2 separate regions of the Homo sapiens genome follow, and region 2 is linked to region 1. Evidence: read pairs that join two places in POLR2A ChIA-PET (ENCODE). Cell type or tissue: MCF 10A. All regions are shown on one strand. Links, peaks and the distances in the headings refer to the core of each region. The heading gives the core; the rest is flanking DNA.

Region 1 (5,000 bases), core at 1-5,000:
AGTTGCAGGTTGGGAAAAATCAAATTCCTACCTTGAGAGAGTGATGATATCAAAATGTGAAAGTGGAGAGCTTTTGTGTACTCAAAATGCCTCTCACATTTCCATCTAGACCCCCAGCTCAACTCCTCCAGGAGGACTTCTCTGATTTAACTGTGTCATTCAATATCTCCTGGAAACTTGAAGGTCCAGATTATATTCTATTATCCACTGCTTTGCAGTGATTCTCAATTGCTTAATCTTCCTACCTAGACTATCAATTTCTCAAGAGCAACAAAGTTTGACTTCATTCTACAAACATCCATTGCTGGCTGCCCCCAGCGTTGCCCTAGAAGTTCCCAGCAGAGGAGGTCCCACATAGGGGTGGACGATGTGTAAGCTTACAGTTATTAATAGAAACATACTCCAGGGGCAAGTCTACCCAGAATTATCAAGGGGCTGATCCATCTCACTACTCCTTATGGCCACTTGACCCTTTTACTCCATACCAGTTTCTCCATGCATCAGGCATACGGAATCCACTTAACTCAAGTACACTACTGCATATCAATCTGTCATGTTAACCAAGTCCACCAGACAAAAGCCAAGAGAGGCAGCCATCCTGCTATCTCAGGGAAAGGGGAAACAATTATCCAGTTTACCTGAGTAACTCAAAAAGTAAAACAGGGCTCAGAATGGAGATTTCAGATTTAGGGGTATTGTAATAATATGTTAATGCATCAAAAAATATTTGCCATGTTCTTATAGAAAAATATTCAAGGAAAACCACTTTGCCTTCAAAATGGTGATAATAATATTATTATATAGTAATAATTACAGTTTACAGTGTGCTTTCATGTTATTTTTGAGTTTCACATGAGCCTTATGAAACAAGATACACCGAATTATTCCCATTATATAAACAAAGAAACCAAAATTCAAAAAAGTAAAATGAAACACCCACAATAATGCAAACAGCACAGCACCAAACCTAAGCTTAAGCTCACTGTCCAGACTCTTAAGTTCAGCACCCTTTCTACAATCTCTTTGTACATTTTTTTTTTCTGAAAAGTTTGTATGGCTACTGAATTCTATGACTCCTGGGACATATTGGAAGTAGTGCACTGTAAGTAACTAGAAGAGAAAGACAATATCTCTTTAACGCGTTTCGTATTGCTCGGGTTCAGTCCTCCTAGTGTGCAGCTTGGTCAACAGTGCAATTGACGCTGATGCCCAAGCTCACAGCTGAGATTTTCAGTACCTTTGCATTGTGGTTTATTTTTCTTTACATCTCTCATCCTGATGTATTTCCTCTCTGAACCTAAATTCCTAACACCAACTGACAGAACATTTCAAAATAACAATGACCAAATCCCAAAGTCAGCCAGGTGGACTCACAGGCAGGCAAATGTTTGGGAATGGCTTCTCCAAGACAAGGGCATATCCATCAAAGAGGTGATGCAATAACTCCCTGCTCATCATGTTGTCTCCTGCATGTTTTGAATCTGCACTCAATATCCTTCTCTCCTCTGAACAAAAAGTAATTTTTGGCAAACAGCAAGCTGGAGGAGAGAATAGCATGCTCTCACATGCACTGTCCACAAACAAAAGTGAGGCTGCTCCTCAAACTACTCTTTCGGTAGCTTTTTTTTTTTTTTTCAATATGACTTCCCTTTAGGTGATAAGAGAGATGCTCCTAGGGAAAAAGTCAATCAAATATTCATAAAGATAATCATATTTCCCCAAGAAATCATATTTTCCCCCCAAATTTGATTTTTACATTAACATTTTAGAGCTAGCTCATCATACCTTACCATCTTTCTATTTTCTTTTCTTTTCTTTTTTTTTTTTTTTAGATGGAGCGGAGTTCCACTCTTGTTGCCCAGGTTGGAGTGCAATGGTGCGATCTCAGCTCACTGCAACCTCCGCCTCCCAGGTTCAAGCAATTCTCGTGCCTCAGCCTCCCAAATAGCTGGGATTACAAGCAGGCGCCACCACGCCCAGCTAATTTTGTATTTTTAGTAGAGACTGGGTTTCACCATGTTGGTTACACTGGTCTCGAGTTCCTGAGCTCAGATGATCCACCCACCCCAGCCTCCCAAAGTGCTGGGATTACACAGGCATGAGTCACTGCGCCTGGTCCATCATTCTGATTTTCATTTGGCAATGGTACCCCCTCCCCATCCCTAAAACTGACAAGCAGTTCATTAATAAATCAAAATGTACATGCATGAAACTAGCCTCATTTTAAGGGAAATCTGCTACAAATCCTTCCTACAATTTTTTTTAATGTGGATAACTTTTCTTCACCTTTTTTAAGTAGGCTACACATGCAGTGGATTGCATACGGCCACAGTACCTAGTAGACTGAGACACAATTTGAGTGCGGGGTGTGGCCCTGACATTGTTTCATACAAGCAGAGCTTTCTGGCCACAGGCAGGTTTGAAGCCCGTCTGCCCTCATTAGCATAAGGTGCTACACTAACCTTCCCCACTGTTAAATGAATCTAAAAAGTTCGCTCTCCTGTGGCTCTCTGCATTGTCACCAGGACAGGATTTAATTCAAGACTCAAATTGAGTCTTAAACTCCATTTTTTACCGGCGTCTGGGTTAAGGGATGTGACAGGCCCAAGGTTACAAAGTCATTGCCAGGGCCTCCACAGCCGCCTAGGAAATACCGCAGCCTCTGACTGCTGTTTGCATTTGCTGGTTAGGCTAGGATGTGGCATCTGGTTGACTTCAATTGGAGGAGATAGGAGCTCTTTATCCAAAAGGACACTGAAATAGGTCAGCAGTTATTACTCAAAACAGATCCAGGGTACCTTAAATCCCGAGACATAGGCAGGGTGAAATAGAAGGGTGAGTTTTGGCAAAAGTCACTTGACACAAAGCCTGGCTGGCCCGGGGAAGCTAGAAGACCTTGCCTGCCAATCAACATGAAGTGGTATAAAAAGAAGTTTCTATTTGTGTGTGTGTGTGTGTGTGTGTGTGTGTGTGTTTAATGAAAAGTATCTTAACAGACTGTTAATAATAAAGCTCTGTCTCACATATGTAAAACATCCTTACTGCTGCAGCTTCTCAGAGAAATCCTAAGAGCAGCCCAGCCGGTCTTCGGCATCAAGGCAGACACAGATGCGTTTTTGCAGCTCTGCTTCTAGTTCTCCCCAACCCCACTCCCACCCTTCCCCGCTTCCTGCCCCACCACCACTGCCCGAAAAGTCCTGTCTTGCTCTGCTGCACTTTTCCAGGTGCAGCGCCTTGGTTCCGAGGAGATGGGGGAGAGGCCTGGAGGAGCAAGTGTGGGAGGTGGGGGAGCGGCCGGGGACCACGTCCGGGAATCCTCTCCCCCAGGAGAGCCCTGAGACCCGCCAGCTGCAGGTGAGCCCCGGCGGCTGCAGGGGAGCCCGCGACAGTCCTCCCCGCGCTCCCTCGGCAGAGACGCCCCGCAGGCTCGACTGCTCCAGGCGCAACCGCCCCCGCGCGGGGGACTTGCCACGCTTTCGGTCTTTCCAGAAACGGGCGGTCTGCTCCTGTCCCGAAAATGGGGACGGGGAGAGGGGGCTGCGCGCCCCCCACCCAAGATCCCTGCACCCTTCCTTCCCGCCGCCTCTCCCGCCCGCCCCCGCCGGCCCCCGCCTCCCGCCGGACTCACCTTGGCCCGCGCCCGCGCTGGTGGCGGTGGAGTTCCCGCAGCCCATCGCGCAGCCGGCCGGGGAAGCCGCGCTCCGGAGCTCTCGGCCGCGGGTCCTGGGGGCGGAGACCCAGACGAAGGGCGGCGCACCCCGAGCGGGAGGCTGACGGGGCCGCGAGGGGCCAGGAACCGAGTGGGGGCCGCCCCCTCCCACCGCCGGGAGACGCGGCCCGGGGCGCAGCGGGCTGCGGGCTGCCGGGCGGAAACCACCCGGCACCCCTCGCCCCGGCCCCGCCCCGCCCGGGGACCCGCCGGACCCACCCGTCGCCCCAGCAACCTCGGCACTGGCCAATCCCCAGCCTCCTGCGCGCTTCGCGGTCGGCCATTGGTCGTTATTACGAGGGGCGGGAGTTTAAAGTGGGCCCCGGGGCGAGGGAGCGGCAAGGGGCGTGGCCGGCGCAGCGGGGTGGGGGTGCCCACCTGCCCACCCTCAGCATCCTCCTCGCCTTGTCTTTGCTTTTCTTTCCTCACTTCCCCTCCCTGCCCCAGGATGTGGGGAGGAGAGGAAGTAGCAGGGGGCACCCTGCACAGTGGACGCCCAATAAATGCTATTGACTGAATGTTGTGCAGGTCTGAAGCCAAAACCGAAATCCCCAGCTGCTTTAACAGAAGGCCAACGCAGCTCTGTTCCCCATACGCACTGCCTGGCAAAAGTTCTTCCCCAGATTGGTCATCTTGACCTATTCCTCTTTAAAACAAATGTCTGCAACGATTTCAATAACTTGGATTCAGGACCTCCTCTCTGATAAATGAGAGAACTGTGGATGGGCACGGTGCTGTACGTTTCAACATGATAGTTGGGCCAGCGTTACTGCAGTCAGACTGTCTGAGTTAAAGTCTTCGTTCTGCCCCGTGATAGCTGCGTGACCTCAGGAAAGTAACTTAACCCATTGGGTACATCCCTTGTTTCACCTATAAAATGACAGTAACTCAGGTACATATAAAGTACCTAACAAAGTTCCCTATCTTTAGTAAATATCAGCTATTATCATTATTATTATTAACTCTAATAGAAATGAATACAAATTCCTTAAAGGGAAAGACTATCTGATTTTTCATAGCGTCCTCCTGGCTTGTAATACAGACTCACTAAATGTTTTGTGAGGTGACTTCAAGCCAGGAATTAAAGCTCCATTTTAAATTCACTTAATATTTGTAGGGAGCCTAGCCTGTGCCAAGTCCTTTGTTAAGTTCCGGGGATACAAATATGTGGGAGACAGTCTAACCAGGCAGATAGATTAAAATAAATTAATTACAATATAGAAGGAATGTTAACAGAGGAATACAGGTGCCATAGAGTCCCAGAGGATGCTGGGATGCTAGTTAAAAGACT
Region 2 (17,658 bases), core at 5,002-10,001, 59 kb after region 1:
ATTAAGTGGAAAAGGAATTTGTCTCTACTGAGTCTCGATACTTATGAAGATGTTTTAAAGAAGCAAATGTCTAAATATTAACCACTTTAAGTCCTTTTCTGGAGCAAAACAAATAACTAGTGTGTGTGTGTGTGTGTGTGTGTGTGTGTGTGTAATTGTTTCTGCATTTAGGATTGCTGAATTGAGATTTAGTTCATGCAGTTCAATTCAACAAACATTTACTAAGTGCCCCATACAAGATTCTATACTGGTTACAAAAATGAGTAGTTTTGCAAAAAAAGTTCAGGGAAATCTGTAAGTCCTTAAATTTGTTTGCAAAATTCCAGGATATTTGCTTAAATGATACATATATCAGTAAAGAGTTCTTCTTAACCTTCATCAGATTCTTAAGTGCTTCTGTGACACACAAAAGGTTGACCCACTGATCAGAATGGTCAGTCCCCAGAGGTGGGATGTGGCCACAGTAGTCCTTAGGCAGCAACAAGATGCATTACAAGGTGGGTGGCATTACTTTGGTTCCAGGAGAAACTTCCCCAGGGATGAAGGAAAATTCTAGCCACTGGACATAGACAAGAACATAGTTCAACCCCCGAGAGAAAAGGCTAGTGCGAGTTCAGCCACACAAGTCATGACTTACCTCTGCCAGTCAGGCCAGACACACAGGGTGGGTGATTGGAAGGCTAGAGTTGGATAGTTCCAGTGGTGCCCAGGGAGTCACTCAGGCTTAATAAATGCTCATTTGGGGGAACGGCAGAAATTCTGTTCTCTACTTGCTGTGCAAATGGGCGCATTTTATGTGCTATCAGGCTTGGTGAGCACTGACTTAGGAGCTGAGCCCATGGGTTGGAAATCTTAGGTAGAGCACACCCTTGGATCGCTCTACCTATTTCCAACCCATGGATTTTTAGTGGTGGTTGGCTTGTAGTATGGCGGAGATGCACAGAAAAATCTAATAACTTAATTACAGATAAGGGCTATTGTACTTGAGTTATTTGATTTTTCTGTGCATCTCGCCCTACTATATACTACATACTCCAAGGGTGAAGAGTAAGGAAGAGACCAGGTAAGCATGCAGAGAAGTTGGTGTAGAAGGGATAGGAGTTGATGAACTTAGCTTTGTTAGTGAAGTGAGACTTCCTGCAAGCCCTGACCATGCAGGTTTATATAGCCATTTAATCACCAGAAGCAGCGGTGAAGAAGAGAGAAGGCTGTCAGCACAGTACAGTGGGTAAGGCAGCACAGTGTGTTGATTACCAGCATGAACTCTGGCGCTAGACAGCCTGGGTTCAAATTCTGGCTCTGCCCCCTAGTGGCTGTTTAACATCAGGCAAGTTATTTAACAACTGTGCCCCAGTTTCCTTATTTGTAAAATGAGAGTATAAGGGTACAGTCATGCATCACTTAATGATGGATATTTATTCTAATAAATGCATCACTGGGTAGTTTTATCATTGTGTGAACATAATAGAGTTAACTTACGCAAACCTACATGGTACGGTCTCCTACACACCTAGGCTGTAAGGTAGAGCCTGTTACTCCTAGACTACAAACCTGTATGGCATGTGACTGTACTGAATACTGTAGGCAATTGTAACACAATGCTAAGTATTAGGTTGGTGCGAAAGTAATTGCAGTGATGGCAAAAACTGCAATTACTTTCTCACCAACCTAATATTTGTGTATCTAAACATAGAAAAGGTATAGTAAAAATATGATATCCTAATATTATGAGACCACTGTCATACATGCAGTTAGTTGTTGACGAAAACATTGTTATGCAGTACATGACTGACTTTAGCCCATAGGATGTGGGCTAAATAGGTTGTGATGATTAAACGGATTAATCTTCAAAAAGAGCCGGGAACAGTGTCTGACACAGGGTAAGCATTCTAAATCAAAATCATGATTAAGGCAGGGTTGAGAACTACCAGAAAGTCAAGGAGGTGAGGGGATTTAGGTAGATGTAGTGAATTCATTGATGCACCATATGGGCCAAGGTGGAAAAGGAAGAAGATAAAATGAAGCCAGGAGGGGTGACAGGCTTAGAAGATAGGGAGGAGTCAAGAAGAAAGAAAGGGGAAGAATGATTTTAATGGACACAAGATCATGAAAAAGGTAGACTAATAAGACGCTTTTAATTTTTTTTTTATTTTTTTATTTTTGTGGATATGTACTAGATGATCTGATACAAGAAGAACTTCACAATTTTAACTTCTAGAGGTGGCCCATTTGGAGAAATGGCAAGTCCCAAGGTGTGATCAGGCAAGTAGAGGTAGCCAAATGGATAGGAGGGGAATGTTATTGGAGCAGAGAGCCAGGGTCGAGAACCTGGGAGGACATCAGTGTTAGGTGACTGATCTAAGGAATGTTGAAGTCCCAGAGACAGCACAAGCAGGGGAACAAAAAGCCAAGTGCCAAGGCCCTGTAGTCCAGCTTGCTTTCCCACACATGCATGCCCTCTGCCCTTTCCTTATCTCTAAGGCAGCTCAGGCTCAAACGAGTGGTAGCTTAATAGTGTATGGACTTTGGGGTCAGTACTACTAGTCCTGACTGCCTGCTGTTGACTCACTGCTAACATTAAATTCTTCAGGATTCTATTTTATCACTTGTAAAATGGGACTCAATATCTGCCTAATAGAGTTTTCAGAATTAAATGAAATAATGTGTGTGAAGTACTTAGTGCACTCACAGTCAGTGCCGAGAAAGCAGCCTTGAACATCCTGGCACTGGGCAGATGCTCACAGCCAGGCCATGTTCTCCTACTGGATAGAAACAATATTACAAGACTTCAGTGTCAGCCAAGGCCACTCTGAGATCATGATAAAGTGAGAAAAAACATGGTCACTGTGCAGCCCATAAAATATTAAACATTCCCCTCTCTAGGCCGAAATGAGTGACTGCTACTTCTTTACCAATTATGGTTTTTTCCCTGCTCTAGTCTGTCCTACCTAGAGAGAATATTTTTTGAGATGCCCAGTTGAAGGACTGCCGCCCCCCCCCTTCTGACAATACCCATTCTAGAGTGGGCTTCTGCTTCATTAGACCCACCCCTAAATTACCCAAGCATGTCCCAATCCTATAATAAGTTCCTTCTGACAACCTCACACTGAGAAGTTCCATGGTTTTTCTAAGGTATGAGTTCTCCCTCGATGAAGTGAGCAGGGAACCCAGCTTATTCAAGCACAGGTGTGTTCCTGTTGGTCTTGGCTGAAGAACATCAAAGTGCTCAGTTAGACATAATTATTATCTTGGGAGTTCACTTCTCTTCCTCTTCTGATGCTGAAATGTGTTTACAAAACATAAACATTGAATTTCCCATTGGTGTTAAATTGGAAAATCCAAAATTAACCTATACTAAACTGATGACATTATGAGTTGGCTTCATGAAAAACAGAATAATCTTGGCAGTATTTTTTTTCTTCTTTACAGACAGAGTCTAGCTCTGTCTCCCAAGCTGGGGTGCAGTGGCATGATCATGGCCCACTGCAGCCTTGAACTCCTGGGCTCGAGTGGTCCTCCTGCCTCAGACTCCTGAATAGCTAGGATCATAGGCACATGCCACCATACCCAGGGTTTTTGTTTTTGTTTTTGTTTTGTAGATATGAGGTCTCATTATGTTGCCCAGGCTGGTCTCAGACTCCTGACCTCAAGCAGTCCTCCAGCCTCAGCCTCCCAAAGGCCTGTGATTACAGGTGTGAACCACTGCACCCGGCCCTTGGTGGTATGTTTAATCTCCTCTGGGATCACTGAGTGCTGGCTAAAAAGGAATATCAAGGTGTTACAGAATACCTTTTCCTTTATCTAGAATTCTCTGCACAGTAAGTACAAGGTTGTTATTTGTCTCATAATCACTTGGCCCTTGTTAGTTCAGCATGTCCCAGATTTGATATGATACAAAGTTTTAGTCTTGTTTTTATAAACGCTCACTCCTGATCCAAGTACAATGAAAGTCACATAGGGCTGTAGGGACATGTTGGTCCCTAGGAGCAGGAAGAGAGGCAGTGACTATGTGGTGTTATGAAGGGGCATCTGGAGCAACTGTTTATGAACTGCTACCAGGCCCCCTTTTCTCTCTCATCATATCCACTAGAAGATTGTTAAGATTCTTTCTTATGCTAAAATTCCAGCAGCCTAATACTATATTTTAAGACCGTTGCTCTAACAGGCTTCCATTCTATTTTTCTTTGCCCTACAACATGGAATAAATTCAGCAAATCTTTTCTGAGCACCTACTATAAACAAGTGACAGTATCGGGCACTATGGAGACCAGAATGATGAGTAAGACATGTCCTCGCCCTAAAAGAGCTGGAGAGTAGAGAGTAGGGTGACATCAGGATACAAATGAACAGGTTCATGCAGGATGTGGAAATGAGTTTGGGAGGGAGGTGCCTGGGTAGAAGGAACCTGAGGGAGGGAAGTTGCCATTTAAGGGTTGCCAGCTGCTTCTCTATTTGGAAACAGTAAATCATCTTGCTGCAAACATTCTCTATTCTAGAAAGACTTATGTAGATGGCTCCTCTTAGTGGTGTAAATAAAAGGAAAGATGGCAGCTATTGTCCTGGGGGAGGGTGTAACAGAACTCTGGTCTGACAAAGGCTGCCCTTTGGAGGATCAGGAGTATGAAAAGCTGTTAAAGAATAATGCTTTAAATATATCATGTGTATTTAAATATATCATGACCCTCAAACAAACGTAAGATGCACATTTGTCAAAATTTTATTTAACTCCCTAATTAATGAGGGAACCAGTAAGATGTTGCAATGAGTTCAAAGGCAAATTCAAAGTATCACACATATATAGGTCAACCATGAATGCTAAAATGAATTTAGAAAGAGATGCAAAACTGGCTTCTTTTGAAAAGAAGGGGAATCAATTGTCCTTACACAGATTTTACATTTACATTCCTATCAGTTGTCTACAAATCAGAGTTATAAAATTGTTCAAAGACAATGAAAGTCACAGAGGTCCCATAGAATCAGATAATCCAGAAAGGTGTGCTAGATAAAAATAAAGACACTCAGTAATCTTTCGGTTCATTTTAAAGTCTTAAACAATTTTTCCTCGCAAATCTCTTTGGGACACTGATATTGTCCTAATAGAATTCTACTGAGAGAGAAAGGCATTAAGGGCCCCAAAAGGAAGTCTCCTTTATTATTATTATTATTATTATACTTTAAGTTTTAGGGTACATGTGCACAATGTGCAGGTTAGTTACATATGTATACATGTGCCATGCTGGTGTGCTGCACCCATTAACTCGTCATTTAGCATTAGGTATATCTCCTAATGCTATCCCTCCCCCCTCCCCCCACCCCACAACAGTCCCCGGAGTGTGATGTTCCCCTTCCTGTGTCCATGTGTTCTCATTGTTCGATTCCCATCTATGAGTGAGAACAGGCAGTGTTTGGTTTTTTGTCCTTGTGATAGTTTACTGAGAATGATGATTTCCAATTCTATCCATGTCCCTACAAAGGACATGAACTCATCATTTTTTATGGCTGCATAGTATTCCATGGTGTATATGTGCCACATTTTCTTAATCCAGTCTATCATTGTTGGACATTTGGGTTGGTTCCAAGTCTTTGCTATTGTGAATAGTGCCGCAATAAACATACGTGTGCATGTGTCTTTATAGCAGCATGATTTATAGTCCTTTGGGTATATACCCAGCAATGGGATGGCTGGGTCAAATGGTATTTCTAGTTCTAGATTCCTGAGGAATCGCCACACTGACTTCCACAATGGTTGAACTAGTTTACAGTCCTACCAACAGTGTAAAAGTGTTCCTATTTCTCCACATCCTCTCCAGCACCTGTTGTTTCCTGACTTTTTAATGATCACCATTCTAACTGGTGTGAGATGGTATCTCATTGTGGTTTTGATTTGCAATTCTCTGATGGCCAGTGATGATGAGCATTTTTTCATGTGTCTTTTTGCTGCATAAATGTCTTCTTCTGACAAGTGTCTGTTCATATCCTTTGCCCACTTTTTGATGGGGTTGTTTATTTTTTTCTTGTAAATTTGTTTGAGTTCATTGTAGATTCTGGATATTAGCCCTTTGTCAGATGAGGAGGTTGCGAAAATTTTCTCCCATTTGGCAAGAGGTGAGCCAGGCTCCGCACTAGCATCCAGAGGGCTGGTCCTGGCGTGTGGCCAAAGCTGTCCCTCTACTCCTAAGCCCCATAGCATGGTGGACATGCTGCAGGGACCATGACAGAGTATCTGAGTGCAAGCCCAGGACTTGGAATGTTGGAGGCCAAACAAGAGGCCTGTGCACTTACCTTGGCCGGCAAGGGCATCACTACGGCAGTGGACAAGAACCCAGTGACTGTACCACATGGATTTTCAGTGGTGGTACTAGTAGTAGCTGAAAATTGAATCCCTAAAAGACCAGTTAGATTTTCTAGTTCTTCAGCTTTATGGGGTATTTGGAAGTGGTTCCCTGGAGTCTGAAATTTCAGGGGAAGCAGAATTCTGAGAAACCGCATTGTTTAAAAAGCAGGTAGGGAATTGAGTTTGGCAATTTCTTATACAAGAGTTTCAAGAGAGTGGTGGTTATGGAAGCCAGATTGTAAACGGTTGAAGAATGGGTGGGAGGTTAAAAAATGATGGCAATGACTGAAAGTAATAATAATACAGCAAATTCCATTTTCTATCTGTTTAAAGCACTTGGAACTGGTTATTGTTTAGTTAATTGAAAAAATAGCTAGAGCATGGAATCGTAAGAAAATCTCATAAATAATTTTAGGCATATTTAGATTTAAAACACATAATTGTATGTACAGCCATCAGTCAATTGATATTCTACAGACAAAGCCTTTTATTTAAGTATAAGTCTTTGATTAGAGTTCTGTGTTATGTTTCTTGAATAAACCACACTAATAAATCATTTTGTGTGAAGACTCTCCCTAGAGCTTTATAATTTTCACCAATCTTTTATAAAGTTTTGCCAATATCTAATTTTGTAGCAATTCTTTTTAGCAATTCACTTTTATCAAGTCTTTTGAAAACATTAACAAAGCATGCAAAAGAAGTTTCACAAAAAGCACTTTTGCACTTATAGGTCATTGGTTTAGTATTATGTGATTATAACAATAAGTACAGCACAAATAAACAGGTTTTGGGCCAATTGCAATTCAAAGGGCGGGAACCGACATGTCCAGATACTTAGCATGCCATGGGCATGTCAAAAGTGGCTGTATATTTTAAGAGGGAATGGAGAGTTGGGTTGAATTAGATGGATGGGTTAGGTAGAAGGTAGTTAAGAGAGCTTCTATGCAACAGAAAACATTGATTGTATTCTTAATTGGTCTAACCTTTTAAGTGTTGCTTTAGCCTAATCTCAATTCATCTTTTCAGCAACCAATGAAGTGAACACTATTATTATCTTCATTTTAGAAATGAGACAATTAAAGCACAAAAAGGCTAAATCATTCATCCAGAGACACACCAAGCTAATAAGTACAAGTAACAGAATTTAAACACAAAGCTAGTGTTTTTAACAGCTTCTGCACAAAATTCTCTTTTGGGAATTTTGAGGGTGAGCAGGAGCAGGTATGAAAGGGGATAGCCTCAGGAATGTAATTTATACCAACCGTTTTGTTTCTTGGGAATAGCACTGATTTTCCTTTGGGATAACACCCCTCTCTTGCTCTGAGGTCTACATTAAATAGAATTCATCACCCACCTGAGCTCCGGGAGAGAACATATGACCCGGAAATGGCCAATGAAAGTGCTTTATTCCCCTAACCACAGTGATTGGCTGAAAGGTGAGCACATGGCTCAATTTTGGCCAATGAGGGCCAGGCCTAGGACTCTTCCTAGTAACGTTGGGAAAGAAGAGTACTTTTGTATCCCTATTCTCCTACCCCTCTCCCCCAGGATCACTAGCTAGGGACCATGAAATCCTGTCTGAACATGAAGCTTACAAAGGCAAGCAGGGACTAGAGGTGAAAAGAAGACCAGTAACATACCAGTTTTTCAGCTTCTGGTTCCAACCAGCTCCAGTTCCAGTCTGGAACTCTACCAGACCAATTCCTCATGATGTACAAAACTGAGTTTAAAATCCAGTTTCTATTCTTAAGGTGCAGGTAGCTGAAGTCAGGTCTCATGGATATGTTAAACTTATATCAAACAAAAAAAATTTAAAAATGTGTTTTCTGGCCCAGCGCAGTGGCTCACGCCTGTAGTTCCAACACTTTGGAAGGCTGAGGCAGGTGGATCACTTGAGTCCAGGAGTTCGAGACCAGCCTGGGCAACATAGTAAGACCCTGTCTCTACGAAAAATACAAAAATTACCAGGGCGTGGTGGTATGCACTTATAGTACCAGCTGCTTGGGAGGCTGAGGCAGGAGGATCACTTGAGCCCAGGGAAGTCGAGGCTGCAGTGAGCTGAGATCACGCTGTTGACTTCCTAGAACTGAATCAAAAGAAAAACCCCACCTCTCCACACCCAAGTAACAAAAGGATCAGAGGCTACTCCCTTTGCACTGCATGGTAGATGATAAATGAAAAGTACCTCCAATTGGTCCCTTCCCACAACCAATCAGACTACCCAATTCTTCATGTGTAACATTGTAATTTCACTTCAGCCTCTGACTGGTCACCTCCCATGACCAATCAGTCTGGTCGTGGGCCACTCCTTCATTTACATAGGGTGTAAACAAGTAACCAATGGGAAACCTCTAGAGAGAATTTAAACCCCAGAAAATTCTGTAACCAGCCTCTTCAGCCGCTTGCTGGAGCAGGCTCCCACTCCATGGAATGTACTTTTGTTTTAGTAAATCTGTGCTTTCGTTGCTTCATTCTTTCATTGTGCTTTGTTTGTGTGTTTTGTCCAATTCTTCGTTCCAAACACCAAGAACCTGGACAACTCATAGTCAAGACCCTCCACCAGTAAAAGGGAACAACTGCACTCCCCCCAGGCAACAGATTGAGATCCTGTCTGATTAAAAAAAAAAAAAAAGTATTTTTCTACTCCAATGTGCTGTGTCTATTGGTCTATACTTACCTCCCTTTTTCTCTTAGACTTCCCATTGTTCCTGTTTTACTCCTCTGACCCACTACTAATGGCTAATTAAAATGTTTTTCCCAGTCTAGAAATGGATTTCCTGTCTAAGTCTACAGAAAGACATGCGTGCAGAAAAGCACAAGCGTTTTAGCCGTGAACCTCTTTTCAAATGAAATCTTACCTGGAATTCTAAGATACAAAATTGTAGTTTTTCAGGTTGAAGTTGGTGCAGAGGACCTGAGGAGCACAATCCAACTCCAGCTGTGGCAACTCTGTTTGTTATCTGACAAACTCTCAGATGTATAATATAGGATGGTGACTCTTGACAAAGCACAGAATAGAATTTTGACAAGCCTAATGATTTTTGAAAACTCTTTGTCAAATCTTGTCATATACTATGAGGATCCATCAAAATGACAATCTGCACACCCTGCCAACATGACTAATTCCTTAAAACAATGAGAAAACTCATTACTTTGAAAGAAAGAAGAAAATGTAGAAAGAGATGTTTAGCATCCTCTCTCTTTTAACAATTATGTGGCTTATAAAACAGACAATAGATATACAGCCAACATTGCGATTTAATTAGGGCAATAGTTTCAAAATGACTCTATCAGAAACTAGAGAAGGGAATATCTTTGGAGAGCCTGAGCCTGTGTTTCAAACCACTGCAGCAGCAGAGCAACTAAGAAAAGAATAATAAACGGTTGTGATATTTAAGGGTGGACACTTTTAAGCAGTAAATAAACAAAAATTATCGTTATCACCATCATCATCATCAAATCTGACACTTTGAGCACGAAGCCTGTGTTGGACACTGTGCTAAATATGCTGTGTGCACCCCCTCATTTCATCCTGACAGCCCTCTGAGGGTGATACTGATATTATCTCTGAGAGATTAAGTGGCTTGCTCAGAGTCACATAGCTGATAAGTGGCAAAGCTGGGGCCAGACCTCAAGTCCATCTGTCTCCCAAGTTCTTTAATACAACTGAAGCTTGTAAGTATTGGAATGTGAGGAGCCCAAAATCCCAAGCACAGATCCATAGCCAGGGGTTCCAGTACTCACTGGAATTTGGTCTCCCCCTCCCTACTTCACTCACCGAAAAAGGATGACTACAGATGTGAACTTTCACAAGTCTGGGATTCATGACACCTTATGTGGAACTGATTAGTTCAAAGACCTCAAGCAGAGAGTCTCTCCTTTATTTTCTCAGTAGGTCTGTGAGTTAAGGAGAGGAAGGTTTTATTATTGCTGACATCCATCCTAAAGAAGAAAAAACAGGCACAGAAGATGGTGAAACTTTTCAGGGTCATACAGGGAATCCTTATGACAGCAAGTCTTTCTGTAATAAACTATTGGCTTGCATGCTAGAAGGGACTTGTGGCCCCAGAAGCAAAGCCTAGACCCTGGCCTTCCTCCTTCTCACCTTCCTACTAAAGTCAGGGGCCTGAATGGGACCTTAAAAACAGGATCAAAATAGCTAATATTTATTAAGTTTTACTCTGTGCTTTATGTACATTACATCATTCATACCTCTCTGAAACCTTCTGCAGTAGGTACTATGTCCTCCAGGTAAGAAGAAAGGAAAATAGAGATTCAGCGTGGTTAGGAAGCTTGCTCAGGATGACACAGCTAGCTGGAAACAGAGCTGGAATTTGAATTTGGCCAGCCTTGCTTCTAATTTATACTCTTAACCTGGCACAAATCAGCCATGTCCAATGTACAAAAGGGTTATGTTTTAATTTGTTTGCTTAGAATTGGAACATGTTTTCTCTTATAAACAATTTTTAAATGGTAGGGCTCCCAGATCAGCCCACAGAGGCCTATTTATGCCTTGATGTTGTTCAAATTCACCTATTTGCAGAAAAAAATAGCAGGAACAAGATGTTTCAATTGATGATAATGAAAGTAAATATGAAAGCAAATACAATGAATAAGGAACATTTTAAAAATCTTAAATATCTATGTTGGGAAACTCCAAAATCACTAGAAGAGGTAAATGAAAATTTTGGGAAAGCTTCTGAAAATTTTTCCCAACCAATTTCAAGTACTTTAGAGGTGATTACTGCTGGCCATTTGTTATGAATTTCCTCTTTTCCGATCCAGATGCAACAGCATTAGTCATACACTCATCAAAAATATAAAGGCTGTTGTCTTTCAGTTTTGCACCCAAAAAGAGAGGTGCGTGATATAAAGAAAATGCATGAACTTTGAAACCCAGCAGACAGGGATTAAAAATCAAAATTCTGACAGATAGAGAAGCAATCAGAAAATCTCAGTCCCACTTTAGCAGGGCTTAAGTGAGTCTGTAAGTGGAAAGCTATAAGTTTGGGTTGTCTGGTCATTCCTCTGAACAGAATAGGGTATAAGACCTTGGGTATCACACGTACAGACAGTTCGAAGAATTGGGGTGACTAAGTAAAAAGGCTAAAATTAAGAAAGATTAAAATGTATCATGAGAAACAAAACATTGAAATGAGTTAGGAGAAATTGCATGTACAAAAATCAACTCTGGTTCCAGGCTTGAAAGAAATCATTCTACGAACAAAGTAGGTATACTAATGAATGCCCAGAGGAGACCCACTGAACTGGTAGCTTTTCAAGATATCCCTCGCTGCAGTCAGGCCATAGGAGTGTAGGATAAGAAGAGACTGTAAAAAGTGAACCAGTACATTTCTTGGTTCTGGCTCAAACTGCCCTTACATCAAACCAGAAACCAAACCTTGGTCCTTTACTTAAAAATACCCAGATGATATTGCAAAACCTTTCTCAAGAACAACTGTTAGAAAGTGACATTCTTTTGAAAACTCAATAACCATCAACTTTTGTTAAATATTTTGCCTTCTTTTAGTTTATACTCTTGCCAATTGGACCTTTAGTAATGTTGACTGGAAGATTGATTGACTTTAAAATCCAAATCAAATTCTGAATCCTAACATTTTACATCCAACCAAATGCAGCTATTATCCATCCTTTTTTAATACCAAAAAGTTTTTTTAATACAAGATTTTTCTCAGTATGTCAATAATATCTCAGTAAAAAAAGAAAGACCTGTAAAATTTCAGTATCTTTTGTATGAAAGGTCACTTTTTTAAAAAAGGTGTTATTTTTCCATTTGAAAAATAAGCACACTGGTCAATCAACAGTTTATATCTGGTCCTTTTAGAGATTTTGCAAAACAATGAAGATTTTCTTTTTTTGACAACATTTTTCTTTCCATAAAACAATTATTGTTCAGGGGCAGATTTCATTGTTTTAGCAGTGGAGTAAGCCACAGCCCCAAACTGAGAGGAGAACGTGGAGGTCCTTGAGGCATCTTGAGATAAACAGTTCCCTTGGAAAGCTACAGCACCTTCTGTTTCCTCATCTCCACTGCTAGGAGAGGAGAGTCACTCTCCCACTAGTGAAAAAGCCAGACTTGGGTCTTGTTTATAGGACCAAATCATAGCCTAAGTAAGAGCAGGGAGAGCCAGGAAGCCATCTGACAGCTACAGAAGTTTTCTCTTGTATTACTTTCTTGAAAGTTTCTTAAAGCCCAGGGAATGCCAATCTAGATCCTGTTTACATTTTATATGCTCAATAACGGGGTGATGATCTGATATAAAAATCAGTCTTTTACAGTGTGGTCGGTAATATGTAGCCCTCTCGGGTCTAAGTGAGCCTTGCTAAAGCTACATTCAATGAGCGCAGTCTCTTATCTCACTACTCCAAGAAATATGTGTGTGTGTCTTTATGTGTACACACAAACACAGAAACACACACAGACTCACACGCATATATATAAATTGAAACTATGTGCCAGGGTTACTTGACACACATTTTTTAGTTGATGTTCACAGCCACCTCATAAGCTGGTGTTAATTCTTAAGCTTTAATACCGAGTCTTAAGAAAGGTTACAAATTTGCTGAAGATCTTATAGCTGGTAATGGTGGGGCTGGGATAGGAACCAGATGAACCTGGATGATTGCAGTGGTTAATGTAGCAGCTGTTACCAGTGTCCTGCTTACAGTCTTCACCGACGCTCCAGCTGATGACACAGCTCCCAGTGTGGGCCTCTAGGGCCTGGAGGCTCTTTTTGGAACCATGGAAAGCTATTCTAACTGACATATGCTTGTGCAGAGAAGCACCAGGAAATGACCACAGCCTGTCTGCACTCCAATAGCCCTCCAAATGTATCTCCCCTAGCCACTTGCTACTCAGGAAGAATTATTCTGAGATGTGTTTTTTACGCCATTTTTTAGAACATCCCTGTGAAATTACATTTCAATTGCCTACAGCAGTAGTTGGTTTAATAATGGAGCCTTGGCCAGGCACAGTGGCTCACACCTGTAATCCCAACACTTTGGGAGGCCGAGGCGGGTGGATCACCTGAGGTCAGGAGTTCAAGACCAGCCTGACCAACATGGTGAAACCCCATCTCTACTAAAAAATACAAAAATTAGACGGGCATGGTGGCAGGCGCCTGTAATCCCAGCTATTCTGGAGGCTGAGGCAGGAGAATCACTTGAACCTGGGAGGCAGAGGTTGCAGTGAGCCGAGATCGCGCCAATGCACTCCAGCCTGGGGTGACAGAGCAAGACTCTGTCTCAAAAATAATAATAAGAAGAATAAGAATAAGAATAAGAATAAAATAATGGAGGCTTTACTAGCTTCCTTTCCTGTGTCACTTCCCCGTTTCCTACCAGTATTCCCTGCACTTCCCAAATAAACGACTTATACTCAAATTATTGTCTCAGGGTCTGGTTTGGGAAGAACCCAAACTGAGACAGTCACACAACCCAGTTCAGATATATAGATCCATAACTATGGCTTTCCAAAGATTTCCTTTTGGGGTTTTACAAAGGCCACAAAATGAGGAGTGCAATTGAACACAATAGAAGGGAGAACTATATACATTTTATTATTCAGTTAATACAGTTCTATCACAAACCACCACTTGTTGGGGTCTGACTATCATTTTCCTATTCCCTCCTCACAGAGGAAGTGCAACCCTAAGAAAAGAACCCTAAGGAAAGGATGGTCAAGATAAGTCTTTTTCTTCTGGTCTTTGGGCTGGAATCATTTGTTCTGCGGATGTTCTGTGTCTACCACTCTGACATGCTGGGATGGGACTTCCTGCATGGGACTACTTATTCCAGATCTCTGCTCCATGGACTTTTTCAAGCTTTAATTTAAAGGGTTTTTAAAACAGAATTTATTTTTTAGAGTAGCTTTAGCTTCACAGCAAAATTGAATAGAAAGTACAAAGAGCTCCCATATAGTCTCTGCCCCCCACAACACAGCCTCCCACACTATCAACACCCGCACACTGGAGTGGCTACATTTATTACAATGGATGAGCCTACATTGTCATCTCATTATTGCCCAAAGTCCATAGTTGACACTCTTGGTGTACATTCTATGAGTATTGGCAAATGTATAACGACATGTATCTACCATTATAGTATCATACAGGACAGTTTGGATTCCCTAAAATTTCTGTGCGTTCTGCCTCTTTATTCCTCCCTCCTCGCAACCCTTGGCAACCACTGGTACTTTCACTCTCTTCATAGTTCTGCCATTTCCAGAATGTCACATAGGTGGACTCATACAGTATATAGCCTTTTTCAGATGGGCGTTTTCACTTTATAATATTCTTTGAAGTTTCCTCCAAGTCTACTCATGGCTGGATAGTTCATTTCCTTCAAGCGTTGAATTATAGTTCATTGTCTAAATGTACCCTGGTTTATTTATCCATTCGCCTACTGAAAGACACCTCAGTTGCTTCCAAGTTTTGTCAATTATTATTAAAGCTGCTATTAACATCCACGTGCAGGTTTTTGTGTGGATATAAGTTTTTAATTCATTTGGGTCAATACTAAGGAGCACAATTGCTGCATCATATGGTAAGAGTATACATAGTTTTGTAAGAAACAGCCAAATTGTCTTCCAAAGTGGCTGTACCATTTTGCATTCCCACCAGCAATGGATGAGAGTTCCTGTTGTTCTACATCCTTTCCAGCATTTTGTGTTGTCCGCATTTTGCATTTTGGCCATTCTGATAGGTGTGTAGTGGTATCTTATTGTTGTTCATATTTCGGCACCATTTTTTACATCACTTACATTGCTGAGGAAGGCTAGCCCTACAAAGTGTCAACGATGTACTACTTATCCCAGAGGGGGTGGCTTCTCTCTCTATTTGCTTGAGGACACAGCTCTTGCAGCTCCCCTGTGGAGGGGAAGGGATCCAATTCTATTACTTTTGGGAAACAGTGTCACTTGCTGGTGGGACTCATGAAAGGTCCCTCTCTGGGGGCTGGTTCTGTAACACTTCCAGGTAATGTCACTGACTACTTCCTGGGACCACAGAAGTTACTGTTCAGGGCTTTCTTACCCATTTCATTTTTAGTCCCTTTCTTGCTAAGCATGCCATGAAGGCCAGTGGTTTTCAATCTCATTTGTCTTGATCATTTGACAAATAATCAAGTTTTCTAACGATTTACACTTTGTTCTTAAGTTTAAAAAGATGCAAGATTATCTTTATAACTTTATATTTCACCTGTTTTCCAAAACGCTTTCTTTAGTATGAGGGAAAGGGATGGAGTAAAGCCAAATGGGAGGAACCTAGAAATTTCCATAGCACATGGGAGTGTCATGGGGAGAATTCTGAGAACCTCTGGGGCAGGCTTTTGTCTTACTGGGCAGTGCTCAGCATTTGGAAAAGCTGATGATGAGGTGGGGGCAAGAGGTGGATGTGAATGCAGAGGCTTAAAGTTTTACCAAGCAATGACCTAATAGCAATAATTTTTTTTTTTTTGAGACAGAGTCTCACTCTATCCCCCAGGCTGAAGTGCAGTGGTGCGATCATGGCTCACTGAAGTTTCTATCTCCTGGTCTCAAGTCATCCTCCCACCTCAGCCTCCTGAGTAGCTGCAACTACAAGCGCACACCACCACACCCAGCTAATTTTTTGTATTTTGTGTAGAGACATGGTTTCATCATGTTGCCCAGGCTGATCTCCAACTCCTGGGCTCAAGTGATCCTCCCACCTCCGTCTCCCAAAGTGCTGGAATTACAGGCATGAGCCACCGTGCCCACCTGCTAGCCACTATTCTAAGAGCTTTGTATGTATGATTGTATTTAGTACTCAAAACAGTAGCAGGTACTTTTACTATCACCTCCATTTTGCAGAGAGTTTAAAGAACTTACCTGTAGCTCCAGTGGTGCAATCAGTTAGTATATGGTACTCTTAAGAACTTACCAGACAGCACAGAGATACGGACTGAATCTAGCCAGGCTGATCCAGGTTCTGTGTTCCTCAATGTGCCACATCACCTTGATGCTGAGACTCATCTGAGACTTTCTTAGTGGCATTTCCTCACCCCACGCCGCCTCCTCTGTTAATAGCATGATATTATTAGGTTGGCACAAAAGTAATTGAGACTTTTGCCATAAAAGTAATGTATCCATTCACCTACTGAAAGACATCTTGGTTTCTTCCAACTTTTGTTAATTATTATTAAAGCTGCTATTAACATCCATGTGCAGGTTTTTGTGTGGACATAAGTTTTTAATTCATTTGGGTCAATACCAAGGAGCACAATTGCTGGATCATATGGTAAAAGTACGTGTATTTCTGTAAGAAACAGCCAAACTGTCTTCCAAAGTGGCTGTATCATTTTGCATTCCCACCAGCAATGAATGAGAGCTCCTGTTGCTCTACATCCTTGCCAGCATTTGGTGGTGTCAGCAAACCTGCTCTCCCCTCCATTCTATTAGATTGGTACAATTACTTTTGCAATTACTTTTTGCAATTACTTTTGCACCAACCTAATAGAATGGAGAGGAGGGCAAGTTTCCCAATGACTGTCCTCACTCACCCGTGTATTTATTCATTCATTTAACTGACAACTTCTGATCAAGCTCCAATTGTGTGCTGGGTACTCTGCTTAACCTTGAGAATACAGCAAGGAATGGGACAAAGTTCCTTCTACTCTCATAAGAAGTATATCTTTCATGTTGGAAACCAACAATAAACATATACATAAATATGGAAACTGTGATGGTGACAAGTGGCGGGAAGAGAAGAAACATACACAATAGAGAGTGTCTGGGAACTACTTTAGATTCAGTGGGCTGAGACCTGAGTCACAAGAAAGGCTTCATGAGAAGATCTAGGTTAAGAAAGCCCCAAACAGAAGGAAAGGGAGCCTACTGCGTGTGTTTGGAAACACAATAGGGTGGCATTGTTGGAGTGAAATAAGGGGGCCCGGGGCCCCACCAGGTACAGCCCTACAGGCCATGGAGAGGACCTTGGATTCTACAGCATGTGTAATGGGAACATGGGAGGGTTTGAGCAGGGGAGTTAGATGATCCACATACACCTCATTTTTTAAGGTTTTCGTTCCTTACAGGTGCAGTGGCTCACGCTTCTCATCCTAGCACTTTGGGAGGCCAAGGCAGGAGGATTACTTGAGGCCAGGAGTTTGAGACCAGCCTTGGCAACATAATGAGATCCTGCCTCTACACAAAGATTTAAAAATTAGCCAAGTGTAGTGTGTGTGCCTGTAGTGCCACCTACTCGGGTGGCTGAGATAGGAGGAGTGCTTGAGCCCAGGAGTTCGAGGCTGCAGTGAGCTATGACCACGCCACTACTCTCCAGCCT

Evidence for each region. Peaks named below come from ENCODE experiments on the same cell type or tissue, not always from the same donor. Only the 100,000 strongest peaks of a DNase experiment are listed, where the experiment ranks them.
Region 2: POLR2A ChIA-PET joins it to region 1 with 5 read pairs; 4 of 35 experiments call an interaction of 5 or more read pairs at or near these places.

What each region holds. Positions count from the first base shown.
Region 1 is chr12:105,329,566-105,334,565 of GRCh38, reverse strand. It overlaps C12orf75 (chromosome 12 open reading frame 75), which reads right to left and starts at 3,875. Exons shown (of 6, transcript NM_001145199.2): 1 at 3,629-3,875. The coding sequence starts at 3,674. RefSeq lists an enhancer at 2,250-2,793 and silencers at 3,450-3,549, 3,580-4,239. In MCF 10A, for the core only: no CTCF peak of the experiment used is centred there; DNase peaks (open chromatin) are centred at 2,075 and 3,975.
Region 2 is chr12:105,263,303-105,280,960 of GRCh38, reverse strand. No RefSeq gene overlaps it. Among named protein-coding and RNA genes, the nearest start is that of APPL2, 36 kb to the right of the region's middle. In MCF 10A, for the core only: no CTCF peak of the experiment used is centred there; no DNase peak of the experiment used is centred there.